2 separate regions of the Homo sapiens genome follow, and region 2 is linked to region 1. A link is a loop called in an ENCODE intact Hi-C map of the cell type or tissue named here. Cell type or tissue: mammary epithelial cell. All regions are shown on one strand.

What was found. A loop is a pair of places that touch in the nucleus more often than their neighbours do. Peaks named below come from ENCODE experiments on the same cell type or tissue, not always from the same donor. Only the 100,000 strongest peaks of a DNase experiment are listed, where the experiment ranks them.
Region 2: it touches region 1 in a loop (5-fold over the local background); 2 of 110 quality-filtered maps call a loop at or near these places.

Annotation. Positions count from the first base shown.
Region 1 is chr9:20,353,892-20,358,891 of GRCh38, forward strand. It overlaps MLLT3 (MLLT3 super elongation complex subunit), which reads right to left. Exons shown (of 11, transcript NM_004529.4): 9 at 917-988. All of the region lies in intron 3 of LOC124902129 (a long non-coding RNA gene), which reads left to right. Among named protein-coding and RNA genes, the nearest start is that of MIR4473, 55 kb to the right of the region's middle. In mammary epithelial cell, a CTCF peak has its summit at 2,596 (motif pointing right); DNase peaks (open chromatin) are centred at 2,610 and 4,520.
Region 2 is chr9:20,189,511-20,194,510 of GRCh38, forward strand. It overlaps a transcript of SLC24A2 not described here. Among named protein-coding and RNA genes, the nearest start is that of MIR4473, 220 kb to the right of the region's middle. In mammary epithelial cell, CTCF peaks have their summits at 2,130 and 3,084 (motif pointing right); no DNase peak of the experiment used is centred here.

The DNA of each region.
Region 1 (5,000 bases):
ACAAAAGGTAGGGAAATTAAATGCTAAATTGTGAGTTTAAACATATTAACAAAGGCTACTTTCATTTTTTTTTCATTCTTGAATCTCAGAAGGTTTCTAAGAGAAAAAAATTCTAAGTTTGAACATGGAAACAAGAATGTACATTACCAATTAAGTCAGGGGAATTTTGTGGGGTTTTTCCTGTTTGTTTTGTTTTTGTTTTAAAAAGGCTTCCTGGTCATACCAAACATTGCTAGTAAGCAATGCCAGCAAGTGACAGAAGAACAGAAGAATGTATTACGAAAAACAGGGATCACTATCTAATTATCATCTGATTTGTGAAGAGCTCCCCTGAAAGGGGAGAGGGGGTACCTCTCTTTCCATATGCTCAGACTCACGAGTCTTTGTTAGTGTAACTGCATGGGTGCCCCCAGCACCATTTGCGATAAAGGCAAATGAAAGATTTGTGAAACATTACAGAGGTCTGCCCTGGCCCTACAGAGCAAGGTTAGGGCTCTGCCCAAACCAGGCAACTTAACCCCACCAGGTGTTGTAGTCAGGTTTCAGAAGCATGACGCACACTCTGGGAAAGCACACTGCACTAGCATCAGATGTCTTGCTCATCTACATCTGAGATTCCTTAATATTCTATCTCTACCACAATTCTCTTAATTCCCAATTCAATGTGCCTGAAATCCCTTGGCAACGTAGGCATCATGGCAAATGACAGCATAAGGCCAAGCTTAATACTGAAGATATAAACAACACATGGAAAACAAACTACAAAGCACTGGGATGAAATACTCATCATTTGGGCATCTTGGACACTTTGATGAAGAAAATGAAAGGAGAACCAGCAAGGATGATCAAGGGCAACACAAAGAAACGGAAGGCTTGTCAGTGTTGGAGCCCTCCTAGTAACAGACTAGAAACCTACCTTGTCACATTCACCATTCTTTATTTGCTTATCTGATTTGCTTTGCTTTATTGGACTTTTCACTTCAAGAATCTAGGGATCAAAGAGAACGCTGTGTTAAATTTTATTTCAAGCATCTCTTAGCTAACCAGCCACCTAAACAAAGGCATCCACTGAATGAAATGTACAGTAACATTTGCTTTCCAAATAGCATTTCTTTTCTATACATTTTCCTTCTTCTCTCTAATCTTATTTTCCTTGGAAAATGAATTACTTAGATCTGAAATGCTGAGTCAGAAAAGTAGAACTAAAAAAAAAAAAAAAAAAAAAACAACACAGTTGATGATAAGGAAATTGATCTAAGCTTCCAAGGCTGCTTCTCTTTTGCGACAACACTCTCACCATATGTATAGCAGCTGAGTTATACAGAGATTATAGTTCCCTCTGGCAAGAATTTTTTTCCTATTCATTCTGCTGTTTCAGCATGACTACTAGTGTTCAGTATGCTAGGGATGATAAAAACAAATACTCAAATGCCCTTTTTAGTACCTAACTTTCACATTCTAAAATTACTCATATGCACAAAACTGATACAGCTTTGGAAATGAAGATGGCCGACTATCTTCTGTGTTTTAAGAAATGATGTGTTTACCCTTGGTAAAACGCCAAGTGCTTTTCCTTTTATCTGGACTGATTACAACTTAAGTTATGAATAGCTTTACATACTGTATAGAAGCTTTGGTGGGAAGCTATGTTTCTACTTAATAAAAAGGAGAAGCAAATTATTATTTAATAAATGCAGCTGATTTCTTTGACAGCATCTTCAAAACTGAGGATTAAAAGGGAAGTATTTTTAAATGGTCCTCACTTGAAAAAGCTTGAAACCACTAAATTTATAAATGATGAGTGCTTACACATGTGTATAAACACAAAAAGCAAAGTAATTTGTCTTTTTCATTATAACTCATTATGAAGTGAGTTGTTATAACTGGAGACTAATATTAAAGGAGGAAAATGCCAAATAAAGGACCTAATTTATCTTAAGAGGTTTTATATTCCTACTGTTCTCTTTACCCATTCTGTGCCCTAACTTAGTAACACTTCTGTCCACAAGTTTACCACATTCCGTAACATAAAGATTTTAAGAATGAGTCCACTTTTAATCTGTAGTGGCAAGAGCACTGATTAGGCTCAGAAGCCCAAGTTCAAGTCCCAGCCTTATTATTTAATATTTTTGGACCGCAAAGGATGAAATGGGAGAGATGAACAAGATAAGACCCAGATTCCCATTCAGCTTTAACATTTTTTATTACTAATAAACATTTTACTGGATGAGGATAGGAACATGACATCCTGGAAAAGACCGAATACTCCTGAAGGGGCATATTTTTATTTTAATTGAGAATAATGCACGAGTAAAAAGTGTCCTTTTAACAGTCTTTCCTGACAATCATGCTTTTTTTCATCATTTTTAATATGAAGATAACCAAATGACTAATTTGACCAGGCTAACTTAAAATACAATACTTTTGGCAACACAAGGAAATTACGTATTAACAGAGGCAAGGCAATCGTTTTTAACATGCTCCACTGTAAAGGAAACCAAATACTCCACTACATTCAGAATTTCCTCCTCCATTGTTGTTGAAAGTGAGATCTCAAGGGAAAAATCAGCGCTGAGACCTAGGAGCAAGTAGGTCAGTAGATGGCACTCCTCGCCAACTCAGATACTGGGCTGGGCATGCAGAGACAATCCGCTGAGATTTCAGGCAAGAAAAAAAGAAAAAAAAAGTGCCTGCCTGCTTGACTTGTGCATTACAGAACTGAATTTTGTTCCCATCATATCCCGCTGCCTCCCACGATCCCCTCCTCCAACTCCTGTACTCTGGGTGTTGAAGTGACTTGAGGACGCTGTATTTGCAATAGAACTTTGCTAACTAGGTTTAGAGAGTTCTGCCACCTTTTCTTCAAAGCAGAAAATAGAACATTTGGACGCTGAAGTCCCACCCCACACATTCCGTAAGTGCTACAGCACAGAAGGCCAAAATACATTGAAATCCTAGTTTCTTTCTTCTGAAGTTGCAGTGGCAGGAACAAAAGCTCCGGGTGTCAGTGACCCGCCTCAAGTTACTGAGTGGCTGCCCAGAGAGGGCTCAGTTAATCTTCCTTCTTTGATCTCTCCCTGCTCCAAAATAAACAGCTTTGTCAAAACCTCATTCTGAGAGAGCTGAGCCCTGCTGAAGACAATTGTTTTATTTATGATCATTTCTTATCTTTAGGGAAACAACTCCAGAATAAAAAAGTACAACACCTTGTCTTCCACAGGCTTATTTTAAACCAGTTTAACTGGATAGACTCTTTTTAATTTCATTCAACATGCCTTGCAGGCTGATAGGTGATTTATGATATTCTGAATATTAACCCGGGTCCAATGGATCACTTCCTTCCTTCAAGTCCTTTCTCCCCTCCCTCCCTGCCAAGCTTCTGGCTAAAAAAGATGTGGTATTTTGTTTTTGTTTGAAATTCACATAAGGGAGGTTTGGAGTGAAAAAACCATCTCTGGTTGAAATGACGCAACACTCTTTATTATTACCTATTAAATTGTACTGAGAGAAGCAGAGCTACCTAGACTGCCTAGCTACTCCATTTATAGATACAGCAGTCTCTGAAAATAGAAGAATTGTGGTTTAGTAGCACTTTTGTCTTTAATCTGAGAAAATGTCTTGACAAACGTTCAAGATTATATTTTTCTGTATCACTTTATGAAGAATGACAACTCAGTTATTCACAGATGGATTCTCTACTGATAGATCTTTCATACTAATGACAGTAGCTCCCAACAGTACTCAGGTTAATTACTTGCTTGGTTGACGTGTGACTCTATGTTCACTTTTATTCAGTATGAAAATATTTGACTCCATTAGTACTTCCCCTCTTCTCTAGTCCCTGGAAGATTTGAGAAAAGGCAATGGACATTTCAGCTTTGCCTGGTGCTTTATCAAACTCAGAGATCATTATCAATTCATAGAGAGAGAACAGGCAAGGAGTATGGAAGGAGGAAACTCAAGAGTGTTCCCATTTCGGAGTTAGTCCTTCCAAGTATGTTCTCAACTCTTTATTAATCGTGAAAATTCAGATTCATACTCTTTCTCTATCCCTGTCTCTCTCCCCCTACTTTTCTCCCTCCCTCCTGCGCACACACACACACACACACACACACACACACACATTCAAATACGACTAAAAAGTCATTCCAGAGTGAAATTTAGTTGACTTTTAGATTTTTAAGAAATTTTTACTCTCTTATACCATCAACATAGAGAATTAAGATATACTAGTAATTTTTTTTAAGTCCCAGAAGCTTGACTTAAAGGGATAGCATCACACCTGACCCCAGTGCAAGTGATTTGAGGGGCTAGGAAACCAATACTAAACAAGGTTTAAGAAACCTTTACTTGTCCTCTCGGCTCCAAGACATAGCTCTAAGAAGGTAAGCCCTCCTGTGGTATATATATTTCCTAACCCAGACTAGCTAAAAGTGGAAGCATACGGACTTTCTTACCATGCTTACAAGTGCATGGAGAAAGTGACACATAATACAGTATTATTGGCAGACTGATGATTCACATGTGTGAAGCAACACTTGCCAAATAAACACGCCAAGGAACCAGGAGTATGCTACTTAATCAGATAAGGTAACTTTTACCCTCTCCAGATAGACGATACTATTCGTTTTTGGTTTTGTTTTGCTAGACAGGTAAAAAACAGTCTGACAAAGAGTCTAAACCTTTCCCTAAAGCCAAGGTCTGTTCAAGACTGCCCATTCAGGAAGGGCTTAAGTGAAGCCATAAGGTTTGAAGGGCATGAAAGGTGCTTGCTGGAGTTGCATTCCCTAGCAAGCCCACTTTTCACTATGATTGGGAGAGATACTGAAGGAGATGAGTGAGGGGCACAAAAGCAGAGCCTAATGCCCTACACTCCTGGCCCTGCCACTGCTGTGCCCATGACGTATTGTAGCTCTCATATACCACCCACTGGATACAGAAATCAAGCTGAAATATGCCTAGGTTGGATTTAAAAATATCATCGGCTGGGAGCGGTGGCT
Region 2 (5,000 bases), 160 kb before region 1:
GAAAGTGTGGGGAGTGGGCAATGTCAGATCTGTCTAGACCATGAAATCCACCTGACATTATGATTCTTAAGGACCATTTGAGCTATCCCCTTTGAAAGATCTCATTAAAAGTGGAGCTCTCAACAGCTTTGAATTTCACATGGCATGAGCCTCCCTTTGGAGAGCTAACAATGGTCTAGATGCCAGAGAATCCCAAATGCTGAGCAGTTTCCTTGGTGTCCACAGCTAAAGCTACTTTCTCAAGGTCTCTGCAAATCGCATTACTTTAGCTACGGATTTCTGATTATGATCCCCCTGGAAGAGGTTTCTCCTAAGTTTCCAGCCCTAGAAACAAGTGGCAGTGACTGCACAATTCTGCCTCTGAAAGGGAATGCTCATCTTACCTGCCTGGAGCAGCATTCTCAGTCTAAGGGTGCTGGGAGGGGAGGGGAGATGGGCTATTCATTCAGACTCGAAGACAGCCAGAGTGGGACTGATCCAAGCATCCAGGAGGAATGACAGCTTAATTCCCGGCACCCCACTGGGAAGCCATGGCAGGGGTTAATTAATTTCCTCTCCAGCGGTTCCCTGGGAGAGTTTGCATTGGTTCATAGCTGTGTGAACCCGCAACACTCCCTGCATGAAGCCTGGCAAAAGAGGCAAAATGAGCTTGTATGTGGTTGCTCTGCTGGTATCTTTGTTTCTCCATTTCTGGAGATAAGTCAGGTAACTCATTGACTATGCTTGGAAGGGACTATGCCAGGGCAGTCCTCAGGGAAACTGCAAAATAGCCTAGGTTTTCCTCTGGCTTGTCAAGACAATCCTTTTAGGGCCCATCCTCCTACCTCTCTCAGATCTTTGTCCTACCAAATTAATAAAGGTGAAACTTCAGATAATAATTAAAAATTTTTAATCATCTATTGTGTTTTTCAATAAACATATAAATGTCTAACCTATGCCAGAAGCTGGTAAGAAGCGATGTAATAAGGGAAGTAACATTTACTAAGCATCTAATATACATCATATATTGTGCTCATTTATACTCATAACTCTCTGGAGAACATACTCCTACTAGTCCCATTGTTTAGAGAAAAGTGAGGCTCAGAAAGGTTAAATAATTTCTCCCAGCATCATACAACTAGTAAGTTATGGATAAATCAAGAATTTGAACCTGGTCTGTTGGACTCCAAACCTGTGCTTTTTCTGTATTAGTCATGAGCTTGAAATCTGGAATTAAAAAATAAAAATTAAAAAAATCCCTAGATTTAAATTCTGGCTTTGCTACTTAGCAATTGTATGACTTCGGGAAAATTATGTAAATTCTCTGAGTGTTTTCATCTTTAAAAAGGGATGACAAAAATGGTACCTATTCACAGGATTAATGAAGATTAGATAATGTTTATACATTGTTTAGTACAGTACTTGGTACATAAAAAGTTCTCCAAAAGTGTTAACTGTACACAATTATTTTTCCATGCTCTTCTCAAGGAGCTTGCTCTCTAACAGCAATTTCCACACTAACATTCTTCCCGTCTCTAAAACTTCAATATTTGTGAATTGACTTTGAAAGATTATTTCCCCTGCAGCAAAAATCTCAGATAAAGTGCTCTTTGAGTCACTTAGGGTCATAAAATTGGCCTAATCAAGGTGTAATCACCATGTTTTCCGGACCTTTTTTTTTTTTTTGCAGGACAGACAAGACCTTTGGATCTCTTACTTCCATTCATAAAAACATCTATTATTGCTTTTAGCTTATAAAATATCATTGATGATCTCCTTAGTAAGTATGTAGTTTATATACTTACTGTTTCTGCGGACATAAAAATATCTCAAAGGGTTTTGCACAATCACATGCAACTTCAAGATCCTGATTCACTTTTTCCTATAAATAAGTTCATAAATGGTGCCTTCCCGTGCCAGCATGATTTATGGGACCATAATCCTCACCAGGGATAAGTACACTATAGGAGGTGAGTGCCTAAGACCAGAAGTGAGGTGTAACTGCACAGCTAGTCCAGAAAGCATTCCGACAGTATCTGGAGAAACTAAGAGAGTTTATTCCCTATGGCTAGGTAATTACATTCTCTGGCATATATCTAAAAAAATTATCATATGGATCCACCAGGGGCCACCTAAGAGAATGTTCAGTGTGGCCTCCTTGTGGCAGTAGAGAATTCAGGGCAAACTAGATATCCATTAAGACGGGAAAAGAAGAGTAAAATGTGGTGGTAAGTGCCCTCTAAGGGATGCTATGCAGTGGGTAGATGAAATGAATTTGATTTAATTTTAGTTGTGTGGATAGATCATAAAAGAAATTTGAAGTGAAAAAAAGAGTGAGGTTTCCAGAACAAAACCAACTATACTTGAGGCAGCATGTCTTATTTTAGGAGGGTACACACATGTTTATGAACAGTTCAAACATATTAGAGGATCCTGGCATTGACCCATGAAGATAAGATGCTATGCACAGAGGGGTAAGATGAACTCAACTTTCCGCAGCTCAGGTCCAACCAAACCAAAGCAAATAAGGGAGAGGTGCAGATCAGTTGCAATAGGCATGTGGAGGAAAGTGTGAATATCCTAATTTTAGAAGATCAAACAAATTTTCATGAAAGTGTTGGAATTCCAGCTGCTAGAAGAGCAGGATTAGGTGGTTGAAGATGGGAAAGGTCTATGAAGTCAGAGGTAACTGCTTAAGCAAAGACTCTAAAAGAAGCCAGAAGTTAATCAGGAAAGGATGCAATGAGCATGGTAGACAGAGATTGGGATGAAGTGGGTGAGAAGGCCAAGAAGATGGACAAAGGCTGGGGCTGGGGAGGCCTGGAAAGTTGCACTAAAGACTATTTTGTAGACAAGGGGCAGCCAGTGAATGTTTTAAATTGGGAAGATATATATATATATTTAAGAAAGATATTCTGAGAGCTGAGTTAAAGGTGGATGGGGAGAGAGGTGACTACAGTCAGATACATCTTGTAGAGGAGGAATCATTAACATCAGAATCACATGGACACTTATTAGAAATGCAGATTCCTAGAGCCTAATTCAGTCCATTGTATCAGAAGGGATCCAGATAGAGCCCTGGAATGTATATTTTTAAACCAGCCTCCAGGTGGCACTTAGTTCAACTGGGATTAAGAACTATGTCATTATTAACCTCAGCTGCATATTATTATAGAATCAGTTGGGAAGACTTTTAAATTCCTGATACGGGGGCTGCTCATCAGACAAACTGCATTGAAATCTCTGGGCCTGGGGCCTGGGCATCAGTATTTTTTTGAAGCTCCTTGATTAATTCCAACATGCAGCCAAGGTTGAGAACCACTGCACTGCAAAGAGCCTTTCTTAGAAAACTCAAGAGCCAGCAAGACTTCCCCTCATTCTATCTTCATTTAATCTCCAGCTAATTTGATTCTCTACTTAATTAGATCAAAGCCTCAGGGTCTAAATCACTTATATTAAAAATATAAATTACCCAATCTTTTATTTGAAGAACCCCCCAGCACACAGTATAGTGCTTTTCCATCCCTAGTCTTGGGCAATTGACATTTGATTATCATAAGAGGTCTAAAGTCAGAATTAAATAAAAGTAGCAAGATCCCTGCTCTAGTTTCTTCTGGTGAAAAGAAACAATAACAGGTGGTAGAACAGTCCACATGCCTTGATATTGAGTATACCCTGAAATCATCTACATTCAAAATATTGGATGCATATACCAATTAAGGTGAAAGGAATGGGTTTGAAATAAAGTACAAACTGGATTTGTAACCCTGAGTAGCATTAAGGCATATAAATCATGCCTTGAAATTTTATTATTTATTAGTCAGTGAACAGACTTCTGCTTTAAAATGGTACCTGGCTAGAGTTTCCTGGGGTATTCTCCCAGCTTCCCTTTAAAATTTCTAAGAAGAAAAAGAAAAGCAAGAAAACTTGAAAGCTCACACCACCCAAAAGAAAGATTATCAACCCAGTGCCAGAATCTGGGAAGACTTTCCCTTAAATAGAAATTATATATAATTTATTTTTAATATATGTAATGTATTTTAACACCCAACTGACATCCCCTAATGAAATGTAGTTGATCTTTTAATATATAAGCAAATGTCTATCAATATAGATTCTAAAATTAATACTGGATGCTGAAACTGATAAACAGGATAGTTTAAAGATGATAAATATTTAGGATGTTGATTTTTAAAATATGTAACCCAATAGAGAGACATACAAAAAATAACTGAATAATTAGAGACACTAAGTTCTTAAACAGAATATTCTGTGTATCTACTGAAAGTTATTTGTAAATTCAATGACTTATCTACAGAAGTCCCAAGAGGGTTTTTGTTTTGTTTTGTTTTTAAATATGGCAAAATGATCCTATCGGTTGAAAGAATAATCAAAGGGGCAATGCCAAGAAAATACTGACAAGGAAGACTTTCCCTATCAGACTTTAAGATTTATCAAAGAATTATAGTAATCAAATAGAAGTAGCACAGGAATAGAATCAATGGAATAGGACAGAGTGTGTGTAAATATGAAAATTTAACACATGGTTAAATGAGGTATTTCAAATTATCAGAGAAAAAGATTGAGCTGGGTTTTTTTTTGGGAAAACAAAAGTAAGCACTCCTTCCATCTTTCCACTAAGTAGAACTCTGGACAAATCAAGGATTTAGATGCTCAAACATGATAAAATGTCTTTTAAGCATGTCATGAAAACCAGAAATCAAAGAATAAAGACCAATAAATCTGATTACCTATAAGTCTTAGACTTCTGTATGGAAGAAAGAAGAGAAAATACTGCCATAAACCAATATCTCTGGGCATCAGGTAAGGCACTATTCTTTAGAGACTCAAATCCATTTGACTGAAGCCCGATTCCAGATCCTTTGGTACTCTTCATCCCTTCTCCAAGATTACTGTACACATTCAGGGGCTCACATGCTCATGGCCACTCCTCACCTTTCTCAAAAAATCCTTGTTCTAAATTAATTTATAGGTTGGTTACTTTTCTTTGATTTTCCTAA